Regions from separate parts of the Homo sapiens genome. Here all the other regions are linked to region 3. Evidence: chromatin loops called from intact Hi-C (ENCODE). Cell type or tissue: IMR-90. All regions are shown on one strand.

The links. Peaks named below come from ENCODE experiments on the same cell type or tissue, not always from the same donor. Only the 100,000 strongest peaks of a DNase experiment are listed, where the experiment ranks them.
Region 1: it touches region 3 in a loop (30-fold over the local background); 11 of 110 quality-filtered maps call a loop at or near these places.
Region 2: a loop joins it to region 3, with 4 times the contacts of the local background. A loop is called at or near these places in 2 of 110 quality-filtered maps.

Annotation. Positions count from the first base shown.
Region 1 is chr10:105,948,968-105,952,967 of GRCh38, reverse strand. No RefSeq gene overlaps it. Among named protein-coding and RNA genes, the nearest start is that of LINC02627, 130 kb to the right of the region's middle. In IMR-90, a CTCF peak has its summit at 2,449 (motif pointing left); no DNase peak of the experiment used is centred here.
Region 2 is chr10:106,174,302-106,178,301 of GRCh38, reverse strand. All of the region lies in intron 1 of LINC02624 (long intergenic non-protein coding RNA 2624), which reads right to left. Among named protein-coding and RNA genes, the nearest start is that of LINC02624, 36 kb to the right of the region's middle. In IMR-90, a CTCF peak has its summit at 2,328 (motif pointing right); no DNase peak of the experiment used is centred here.
Region 3 is chr10:106,569,980-106,573,979 of GRCh38, reverse strand. It overlaps SORCS1 (sortilin related VPS10 domain containing receptor 1), which reads left to right. Exons shown (of 26, transcript NM_052918.5): 26 at 1-317. It overlaps LOC105378472 (a long non-coding RNA gene), which reads right to left. Exons shown (of 3, transcript XR_946298.3): 2 at 3,449-3,538; 3 at 2,748-2,812. Among named protein-coding and RNA genes, the nearest start is that of LINC02624, 430 kb to the right of the region's middle. In IMR-90, a CTCF peak has its summit at 2,214 (motif pointing right); DNase peaks (open chromatin) are centred at 679 and 2,249; H3K27ac peaks cover 488 bases.

The DNA of each region.
Region 1 (4,000 bases), 620 kb after region 3:
GGAAAAAGAAACTGTGTTCCCTAGCTGGCTGTAGAGAAATTTTCAAAATGTTTTCAACATCTGAATGAAGATTCTGTCAACATACACGCGGTGACCTCGGATATGGTTGTCAGGAGTGTTTGGGGCCAAATAGGGGCAGGCAACGCTTCTCTCACCAAAGCTTAGAAATAACTCAAAGTCTGTACTGAACTGGTGCTTCACTTCTCATGGGTTCCGTTTTTGTTTTTACTTAAACATTTATTATGTAAAACTACATCTTCTGTCCCAAAGGACTAAGACCTGTTTGAAAACTAAATCCATGTTTTAATCGTTTTTGTGATGAAAATTGCTTGAGTAAAATTAAAATAAATTTCCTCTCAGAAGGGGTGTAATCCCAAGCCAACATGCTGATGAATTGGAATAACAGAAGTATCGAATTGAAGCTTTGCAAGTGTTTAAAGAAAGATTTTAGACAAACTAAATTTAGCAGAGTTTATTTGAGCAAAGAAGATTCATGAATTCAGCAGCACTCAGAACCAAGAGAGGTTCAGAGAGCTTCACCCAGCAATGTGAGCAGGCAGTATTTACTGACTGAAAAAGGAAGTGATAACGTAGAAACAGCTTGATTGGTTGCAGCTTAGCATTTGCCTTGTTCAGACATGCCTGAGCAGTTTGCAGCCCGTGACTGCCTGAAAGTTCGGCTGCTGAGATTGACTGAGGCTCTGTTATTTTCTACAAGAATGTACTCTCAAGTTAGTTTGCAATTTGTTTACATGTTACCCTAGGTTACCATTTGCTAGGTATGGAGGCAGCTTTTGGTCAAACAATTTAATTCAGCAGAAGGAACCGTGAATACTCTAACTCATTGTTTAAAGTTGGAATCCTCTTTACAGACACTGCCAGTTTACATGTAGCCTTCCATTTCTTTAGTCCCTTCTGTGGCCAGAATGCAAATGACCCCTCTATTGATATCATTTTTTAAAGGCTTGTAGTAAAATACATAACTTTTACCATGGTAATCATTTTAAAGTATAAAATTCACTGCCATTAAATATATTCACAGTGTTGTACAACCATCATCACTATATAGTTGCAGAACTTTTTCATCACCTCATTGATTTTATTTATTTATTTATTTATTTATTTATTTATTTATTTATTTATTTGAGATAGGGTCTTGCTCTGTCTCCCAGGCTGGAGTGCAGTGGCGCGATCTCGGCTCACTGCAAGCTCAGCCCCTCCAGGTTCACGCCATTCTCCTGCCTCAGCCTCCCGAGTAGCTGTGACTACAGGCGCCCGCTACCACACCCAGCTAATTTCTTGTATTTTTTTTAGTAGAGACGGGGTTCCACCGTGTTAGCCGGGGGGACTCGATCTCCTGACATTGTGATCTGCCCACCTTGGCCTCCCAAAGTGTTGGGATTACAGGTGTGAGCCACCGCGCCCGGCCCACCTCATTGATTTTTAAAACCAAACTCTTTATGACTTTCTCTTTCTCTGGATGTTAATTGACAATCTGCAAGTATCAGAGACTATCAGTGAAACAGAGTAGTATCAGACATTCATCCGGCCAGCATTTACTGAATACCTAGTATGGATAGCTCATCTAGGAATATCAAATGGGGTTGGAAGTCAGGACCCTAAATTCCAGTTTCAGGTTATTCAGCCACTATGTGTACCTACCTTCTCCCTACTCCATGTCGACAATGGAGGACTTGTAAATAAACTGACCTCTCAGGCCCACGGTGAGAATCAAATAAGATTATGTGTGTCAATCAACTTTGAGAAGCATAAGGTGCTATGCAAATGCAAGAGGAAAAGAGTGAAAGCTGTTTTGAAAAATTAAAAATCTCATTTGTGGTCCTCCAGAGAGAGCCATAACCAGGAGGTGATTAACAGACATGCATAACATTGGCTTGCTAATGAATTATCACTAATGAGAAGTCAGATAATTACATGGCTTGTTAGCATCATTTTGGAGCTTGCTTCAAACTGGTATGTAAAAGATATATCAAAACCTCTCTAATGTCTATACTCTTATTATTTTTCTTAATCTTCTATCCATCCAAACATGACTCACATTGTCAGCCACATAGGACCTTATGTCTCTGTTAAGTATCTATCTCTGTGAATGAATGATGGACCGTGTGAATGTATGAATAAGTTATCTGTATGCTATCAACGGATGAATTTGCTAGGGAAGCAATGAGTGGTTCATGGTGAATTGCATTTTTCTATAATTTGTATGGAGAGGAGTCATTGGCCCATAAAATTAGGAGAAGAGAAGAAACACCATTTTCTTTTTCATTCCACAGTTAGAAATGAAAAATACTTGTTCTACATGAAGCTAGTCTGTGTAATGCTGACTTGTCCCAAAGATCAGCACTTTATCTCCAATCTGCCAATTTGAGGCAGAAAGAAAGGTTACTTTTATAAAGAACTCCTTGCTCCCTCTGCTGGCCACACAGAGCACACCACATAGAGTAGAAGCTTCTATCATTCTCAAGGGTATGAACATGAAGATCACGCAGGGCCTTTGGGATGCAAAATCTATTTGGTTGACATAAAGTGAAGAGTCTCTTACCAGCTGCAACAAAATAATGACAGAAAACAATAATTAACATGAAAATAATAATGACTAATATGTGTTAAAACTGACTCTGCTCCAAGGACAATTTGTAGCATTTTACATGCATTTTCCTTTTGAGGAGTTTCTCTGTGGCTGGTAACAGATTACTATAATTTGGGTAGAGGTAGGAACAGAAAATGACTGTTGGTCAGACACATTAAAAAATGTTCTGTTTGGCATCAATTTTAGACCATCTCTTCTAAAGAGAGATTTTATTTCAATCTTAAAGATTCAGAATCAAGTAGGGGTCTCTCAGGTTAAAAGTCATGGTATAGACATAAATGATGAACTTATTTAGTTGGAGTTTTTCTCTGTTTTATACACTTAAGACAGACGTTATAGACCAGACATCTAGTTTTAAGAGCCCAAGCAGATGTTAAAATTGGTGCATCAATCAAAATGTATCTAAGTTCTCAAAGCACACATTGGAAAAGTTCCTAGATGGGCCTCAGTAAAAGGAAACATTCTTCTGTTAGTGTTTTGTGTTCCATCAACTTTTTTTGTTCCTGCTTCAAAATGCCAAATGCTTTGGCGGGAGCTAGTGGAATCATGTTAATATAATTTTAATGTGGATATGTTTTATTTTATAAATATTGTGAGAAAATAATATGTAGTTAAGATTGCATGAAGTATGAAAAGATGTCAGACTTAGAAATCAAGCAGATGTGGTTTTAAATGTTCTGGAACATAGGGATAATCATAATAGATAGTGCTGTTGAAAGGGCTGGAGATAACAGTGCCTAACTGGGTTCATGGCATATAGTGGGTGTGTTAGGGCTCAATAGAAAAAGATAGATAGATAGATGATGATGAAGATAGATGGATGGATGGATGGATAGATAGATGGAAAGAAGGATAGATAGATTAGATAGGCAGAAGTAGATTTGCATAATGATTTGTGCTTAAGCATTTGTGAAAGCTGGTTAACCAACTTCTGTAAGGCTATTGCCTCAGAGACTGATGCTAGAGCTCAAAGTCCACAAGGCAGGCAGGCAGGAAGGAAGGGAAGACAGACGTAAAGTAGAGAAGAACAAGGACAAGCTAGAACCGACCAGCAAGACCTGGAACTCAGGAACTCAGTAGGACAAACTATAAACTGCCAGGTCTTATGGCTGTTGCCTTAGTGGTATGGGTGTCCTGCAGAAACTGGGTTTTTTTGCAAGAGAGCTAAACACACATCTAGCCCACGAGTCCAATAAGCTAATGGAGAATCCAGTGGAAGGTGAAACCATTGTAGTCTTAGTGTCTGTATCATGCCACTTAGGTAAGCAAACAAGTAAACAGCAATACATATGAGCTATCAAAGACCTGCTGCTTTGTTCTTTCCAAATCTCACAAAAGAATCTCTTTTTTGGCCCACCCAAGCCAGAAACATACAGAAAAGGGAACCTG
Region 2 (4,000 bases), 400 kb after region 3:
TTTATTTAGAAAGAATCTAGGGACGGGGATACTAATTAGGGGGTTATTATATTATTTTGTTAAAGATAGAAGGAGAAACTAGATTTGCAGCATCGGGAATAGAAAGGAGAGAAATACTGAAATGCACAAAATCCATGTATCTAAATCATAGCCATTTTGCAAGGTACATAATGTTCTTTACAACCTATACTTAATTTGTAACTCGTGCAATAATGGATTACAAGTCTCACCTACCCACATGCATTTCTTCCTCCATGAGTACATCATTCTTCAAGCAATTCCACATCATTCTCTAGTCTGTTGTTTTGTGCATGCCATCTTTGTCCAGAATCCCCTCTCAGTAGCTCAAATGCTGCTTCTCAGTATCTATTGACTCCTCCAGGAAGTTCCATTTAATTTTTCTGACAATATTTAGTCTAATATTTGATAATGCATGGTAATCTAAATGAATGCATATCTGTCTTTCCCACTAGAGCCTGAGTTCTCACTCCCAACCTCAGGATATCTGCAAATTCAAAAAGCATTTCTTTTAAGCCCTCTAAGTCATTGCCCCAAATATTAAACAGGACAAGGCCAAGGCCCTGTCATCCTCCATTAATTTTATTTTAAAATATTTATGGAGGCCTGCACTCTGATGAATGCTGTGCAGGATTTAGAAAAAGTAAAATACATAGTTCCTGTTCCCAAATTGCTCACAATATAGCACAAAAACAAGACTAACACTTGTAAAACAATTAGAGGACAAATATCACATTATATAATTAAGGGTTTAATTGTGTGGTGAAGATTTACAGGAGACTTAAGTGGAGGGAGATTGGAGAGCATGAAAAAGTCAAGAATGGCTTCATGGAAGAGATGGAAAGAAACAAAAGAGAAATAGCAATAGGACTGGAAGGTGTTTCCTAACTAAACCACCTGCTCTGACTTTCTCCCTTGTGACATATACCTCTGAGACTTGTCTGGGACAGATGGAGACATGGATGTGCAATGGCTCAGAGTCAGGGGATGAGGCAGGAAAGGACGTGAACATAGACATTTTGAAAATAAAGAACTAAACCAGCAGTTTTATAGGACAAATCAGCTTTATATATGAACAGTTCATTTCATCTGAAGTTAGAAATAGAGTTCAGCTGACATATTCACTATCTCTTTCATCAAGATTCAAAAAAAGTTGGTAAACCAGGAAGAAACTGATTCCTTTATAATAATTACTAAAAGGCCCTTGTATCCAAATCTTTCCTCTGAACAATTCAAAGCAGTCAAGGAATTGAACTCTAGCTATTCAAATGAGACAAATTTTAAACAACTATAGACATAAACATTAATGCTGATATTTATTTGAAATTATTTGTCTTTGATCTATTTTTGGCTTATCATTCTAGAACCAATGACAACACATGATTTGCAGATTATAAAAACCTGGCTTGGCCGGGCGCGATGGCTCACGCCTGTAATTCCAGCACTTTGGGAGGCCGAGACGGGCGGATCACGAGGTCAGGAGATCGAGACCATCCTGGCTAACACGGTGAAACCCCGTCTCTACTAAAAATACAAAAAAAAAATAGCCAGGTGCCTGTAGTCCCAGCTACTCGGGAGGCTGAGGCAGGAGAATGGCGTGAACCCGGGAGGCGGAGCTTGCAGTGAGCCGAGATGGCGCCACTGCACTCCAGCCTGGGTGACAGAGCGAGACTCCGTTTCAAAAAGCAAACAAACAAACAAACAAAAAAAGCCTGGCTCAAACCAGGTATCCTGAGAAATGAGATGTATTCCATTTCCGCATTAAAGCTGCATAATGTTAACACGGTGCATGGAATAAGAGGTTGCCATCAATGAAAACCCGCTGCAGTACTGTATTTTGTCCATAACCTTGTTTTTCTTCGATATCAAGAAATTAATTTTTATGCCGAGTTTTTTAGTCCATGCATCTGAGAATTAATAATTGTGTAGAATTGAGGATGAGCCAAAAAATCAAAATGTGAAGGTAGATTTAATATTTCTATCTTCAAATGGTTTGCTGTTTTTTTGTATTGATATTTTATGAACACCAGCAGCAAAAGTATGCATATACACGTATACACACACGTATATGACAGTGTATATACATATATTTTTGAAACACACTATTCTTGTATAATAATATTGAAACAGAATATTTCTCTGAAATCTTTAGATTAATTTGCATCACTTTTATATAATTTTCTCTCTGTATGATTGAAGAAATATTTGGGTTGTCAGGCTTAGTTACATATAAAGAGAACAATCAGAAATAGTGAAAATTTACACGTGATATGTTTTTCTCCATCTGACTTTACTGCCTTTTACCCACAAGGTGGCACTCTCTCGATATGTCTAAATTCAAGCCTTTTTAATAAAGATACATCAAAATAGAAATCTTCCTCAACCAACCTTCATTGTTAACAACCTTCCCAAAAAACAAAGTGAATTCACAAATGCAGTTTGGAAAACTAGTATGGTTAAATGTATCGCATAGATCCCTTACAAGATGTCACTGTTTATATTGTAAATCTGTAAAGTCCTTAATTCTGGATCAGTCAATTTAGGTCTGATTTTGTTCTCAGTATGAACAGCAAAGCGGATTGTCCCTACTAAATCTGATTAGTCTTGAGGCACCTCTATTCAGTATTTCTTCTTAGGAAGTACACAGGCGCAGCCCAGAGGATGGGGTTTATGGAGAGAACTGGTGTGCTGTGATTGCAGTGACCACATGTCCCCAGTTTTTTTGGACAAAAATAATTTTAAATGGGCTTTTCTAATAACCACATCTGGATATTCATATTTCTAGAGAACGTCTTCCTTTTTTTTTTTTTTTTTTTTTTTTTTTGAGACGGAGTCTTGCTGTGTCTCCCAGGCTGGAATGCAGTGGCGCGATCTCGGCTCACTGCAAACTCCACCTCCTGGGTTCAAGCAATTCTCTGCCTCAGCCTCCAGAGTAGCTGGGACTACAGGCGCCCACCACCATGCCTGGCTGATTTTTGCATTTTTAATAGAGACAGAGTTTCACCATGTTGGTGAGGATGGTCTTGATCTCCAGACCTGTGATCCACCCACCACGGCCTCCCAAAATGCTGGGATTACGGGCATGAACCACTGTGCCTGGCCCCAAATTTTTAAATTCAAAAATAGTTAATATTAAAGACAGTCTTGATCTCCTTCTCAACCAAGTGTACATGGAGTCTGTTAGCAACATGACAACAGATGTTCAGTCCTTTTTTAAGTTCAATATTGGCCCTGGGAGATGTCCTATTCATTGGCCGGTGGATGCACAAAGATAAGGCTCTGGCAGCTAGATCCTAGGATCAAGTCCTCCCTATCAGCTTTCACTGCCTTTCTTAGAAGCTGTTTCAGGAAAGAGATATGGCCTTTGCTTGAGACACTTCCTTTGAAATTGAACTCTTAAAAATCAGAGAGAGCATCCCCCAAAAATAGTTCCATAGATCTACATTCTAGTTTTTTAGTCAGAATTTTATAAAGCCTCTTTTCTTACCATTGAATAATTATAAAATAAAGAGTTTTTCAGTAGTGAAAATGATATGTTTTCTATATCATGCAATTGCTAGGTGCACACTGGGTAGTGCCTACAAATAAGAATATTAGAGATCTCGCCCCTCACTGACCCCCTTATGTATATAAAAGAAAAGCAAGTCATACTATAACTGGTTGTCACTAAGACAGGTTAGAGTAAGGTAACAGATTTGTTACAATCCACATCTCTGCCTTTTACCTAGGTAGAGATAAATCAGCAACAAATTCTACATTCTACTAATGATTCTACTAGAGATGCAGTCTGCTTATGTTTCAAAGCATTTTCTTGGTACATGGAGCAGCTGATTAAAATGTCCATGAGGGAAAGCTCATGTATAAAATGAACTCAATTTGAATGAAAGGAGGTGGAGCCTGTAGAAATTTCAAATACAGAAGAATGTGAAGTGGGTAATGATTACAAGGAACCGGCAAAATAGAATAAAATAAAAATTTGATT
Region 3 (4,000 bases):
TATGTAGTGTAATGTATAATTGCTCTTGTTTATTGCTTTTACAATCATATTTATTAAACAGATAATGTCTCTAAAGTCTTTGCCTCAGGTATTTTTTTTTTTAATCCTAAACCCTTGGTGTTCATTCTAAATATAGAAGTGTTGCATGTATAGGATTTCATAAAGGCTAATTGCATAAGAAAGAGTAAACACCACAGGCTTGAGGTTTTTGGCTGTTTTTTACTAACAAGGCAGAATGTATGTACTACCTGAATTCTACCTGCATTTCAATTAACTATACAATGTCTGTTTATTAAATTACTTTGATTTAAAAATTAGTCCAAACTGGTTATTTTGGAACGTACATGAGTACGTGTTCGTTATTATTAGTTCAGAATTCGAAATTATTGATGGGGAACAAACCCATTCAAATTTGTTCATAACCTTGTGGTTACCAAAGGACCGAACCTGCATGGAATGAACTGAAACATGGGGAGTGGTAAAAAACAGCAGATGAGTAAAAACAGCTGTGGACCTGGAATCAGGAAAGAGGAGTTCGCCTCTGGCTATGCCAGCTGTGTGACCTTGAGCAAATCATTTTAACATATAAGAGCTTTAGTGCTCTTGTTCATATAATTTGAAAGAAGATCCCTTCCAGCTCTGCCTTTCCAAATACTATGGGTGAGTCATTCCCCAAGAGTCCCAAATATTTGATTTAAAGTTAGCAGAAAATAACGTGGTAGACTGGATCCATCTTTTCAGCCCTGTGGCTTGCCTACGTAAGTGGCATTTCTCCCTGGGCATCATTTGGTGCTGATATTTGGCTGAAACATTTGTACAGGCATAAAACCCTCCCTAGCCTTCCCGAAGGCCTCCGAGACACAGAGTGGTGTTGCTTCAGCTCAATCTCAGCATGTGTGAAACTTCCTGTTACTTTAGGTGGCCCTTAACCTTTCCATTCCCACAGACTAAATTCCTGAATCTTTATTCCTTTCCAGGCCAGAGCCCATGCACCTCCTTCCTATCAGGAGCAATGTATCACCTGTGTCAGGCAAACAAACAGACAGCATCCCTATACACGTCAAACAGAGGGGAGTTAATACAGAAAATGTGTTGCTGGGTTAATGGAAGCACAAAAATACCAAATAGGAGCAGGTGAGGCAACTCTAAGATCAGCCTCAGTTGGAAGCCTCTCACTTCCCTGTGCTGGAGAGATCTGGGTATTACCAGAGCCCTGGAGTCAGGACCACCAGGTTGAAACTGAAGTCATGGAGGACTTGTCTGGCAGGAGCTGGAGCCATGGAGGAGACGTGACTGCTACCTGTCCTGTGATGCTGCCCAAGCAGAGGGGTAGGGAGAAGTAGCTCGCTTTTTCCCTTGCTCTGGTCTTCTCTGCTGTTGCCGATCCTTTTAACTGCACAAACCCAGCCACAAGCCAGTGGGCCGTGGAGCCTGGGAAATGTTGTTTTCTGGAATACAAAGTGAACCGCGAGGGAGTGGGAAATGGATTTGAGAGAACACAGGCAGGTGACTGGCACAGCACCCCTTTCATGGCCAGCCCATATCATAACCAATATATCTCCCCCAACCCAAATGCACCAGGTACTGTAGCTCACACCTGTAATCCCAGAGCTACGGGAGGCCAAGGTGAGGGGTTGGTTGGGGGAGATTGCTTGAGCCCAGGAGTTCCAGCCTGCAGTGAGCGATGATCATGCCACTGCACTCCAGCCTGGACAGCAGAGCAGGACCTTGTGTCTAAAAAATAATAATATGTAATCCCAGCACTTTGGGAGGCTGAGGCAGGTAGATCACATGAGGCTAGGAGTTTGAGACCAGACTGGCCAACATGGTGAAACCCTGTCTCTACTAAAAATACAAAAATTAGCTGGGTGTGGTGGTGCATGCCTGTAATCCCAGCTACTCTGGAAGCTGAGGCACAAGAATCACTTGAACCCGAGAGGCAGAGGTTGCAGTGAGCTGGGATTGCGCCACTGCACGCCAGCCTGGGCGACAGAGTGAGACTGTCTCAAAACAATAAATAATACGTAGTAGGTGCTCCTTTCTCTGTGACTATGTTCACGTATTTTTCTTTAAACATCACATATTTAGAACTTGGCTGTATGTTTATTTGTGGCACTTACGCCTTGCTCACCAAATTCTACACTCGTTTACAGAAGGATCTTTATTTTATTCATTTTATTATTTCAGCATTTAGGACTGGGCATTGCCATTAGGGGGCACTAGATAAATGTTTGCTGGAACTCAGCCCTTGATTTTCAGCTTAGTGTTGTGAGCAAGTCCATTTTATTCAGTGATGATCTCTGAGGTGGCTTCACAGTCCGATTCCTCTACCCCAGCTAGCACCTCTAATTACATGTTCAGTTGGTGTTTGTCAAGAATCAACATATCCCTGCCCATCTCTGTTACCACTCAAGCTGCTGTATTCCCAGAGCTATTCTTAGACATTAAGTGAAATAATTGCAGTTTAAGAAGAAGAAAAAAAAATGGCTAGAAACTAGCATAAAAAACAAAGGTCTAAGTTTGATTTCTGGATTACTATTAAAATGTGTTTTCCTATTCCCCAAGGAGTTAACAATACTGTGAAAATGCATGTTAGTCAGAGGCTTGTATAGTAGGGAAGTCCAAAATAATTCCAGATGGACAAATACAAGGAAATGGCTGTTATAAAGTTTTTGTGCTAAACACATGGAAAGAGACCCGTGTTTTACAGCATAGAGATATTTATTGATCAGTGTGTGGTGGACACTGTTTTAGGCAGTGAGAATCTTCTGTGAACAAGGCAGAAAACATGTCTGGCTTTATGAAGTAATACCTGAGTAGGAACAATGAACAAATAATATAATTTAATGTAACATATGCAATGCCATCAAACATATAAGATAATTTCAATATATCAAAATGTAAAAATAACATGATAGGTGACGGGGCGGCCAGAGTGACTAGGGGTGGGGGCGGGAGATGGGGAGAGTTGGTCCTCGGAAACAAAAATGTCTAGATGCTGAACAAAAACCTCTTCAGGATCTGAAGGCTAAAAAGGAGACAGCCATTTAGACACCTGCATGGTCCCAGTATGTTCAAAAGCCACCTTAGAACAACTGTGCCCAGAAAACAAACAATTTTGAACCTAAACAACAGTTAGAAATGTTTCTGAGTTTAAGGGAAAATAGCTCTTCCATTGCACATAAGCAGGGTCTTTCCCAGAGATCATCTGTACACTCAGTTGCACTATTATGTAACATGTGTTTCCAAAATCATCCCTCTATGCCAAATGGTATAATAAAGCCCATAAAGCTTAGGAAAAAAGATGGGGCTGGGGCACAACACACAAAAACTTTGTCATATCTCAGTGTAATGTGTCTCCGGGCACATTTTTAAAAAGGTACAAACCGAATAAAAATGGTAGCATAGTTTTACACACACTGAATAGTTAAATACACAAAACACTTACCTTGAAAAAGACTTGAAGTTTGCTTATGAGAGTGGGCGTTGGAATGCCTACAGCATGTGAGTTATTGTGAAGTGGTAGAAGGGAAGTTACCTGAAATCAGACAGAAATTTGCAATACCAAATACAGATAATGTGGCTGTAACACACAAGGCAAGTGGACGCAGCCGGCAGATGTTTGAGGGGTGTGTGTGTGTGTTCTGTGTACTTTTACACAGCTGATTTCAGCTGGATGCAGTTTTCTGCATTCATCTAGTTTTTCTCATTGACAAAATCATGCATAAGCAAATACAGCATTTGAATTATCCTCAAATTCTTCCTTAATATATCAATTACATTAGAACAAATTTATGTTTTCAAAACTGCTTGATAGCAGAACTGACTATAATTTAGGTGGCAGTTTAAAAGTACTGGTAGAGGGAAGAAACCCTACTTGACAGCAGAGGAAAAAGATAAGGAAATAGTGCTAATCCTCATTAAAATTGTCACCTCAGCCTGAGACCTTTCAGTGTAGGGACCAGCAGCCCTATTCACTTACACAGACCTTAGAACATCA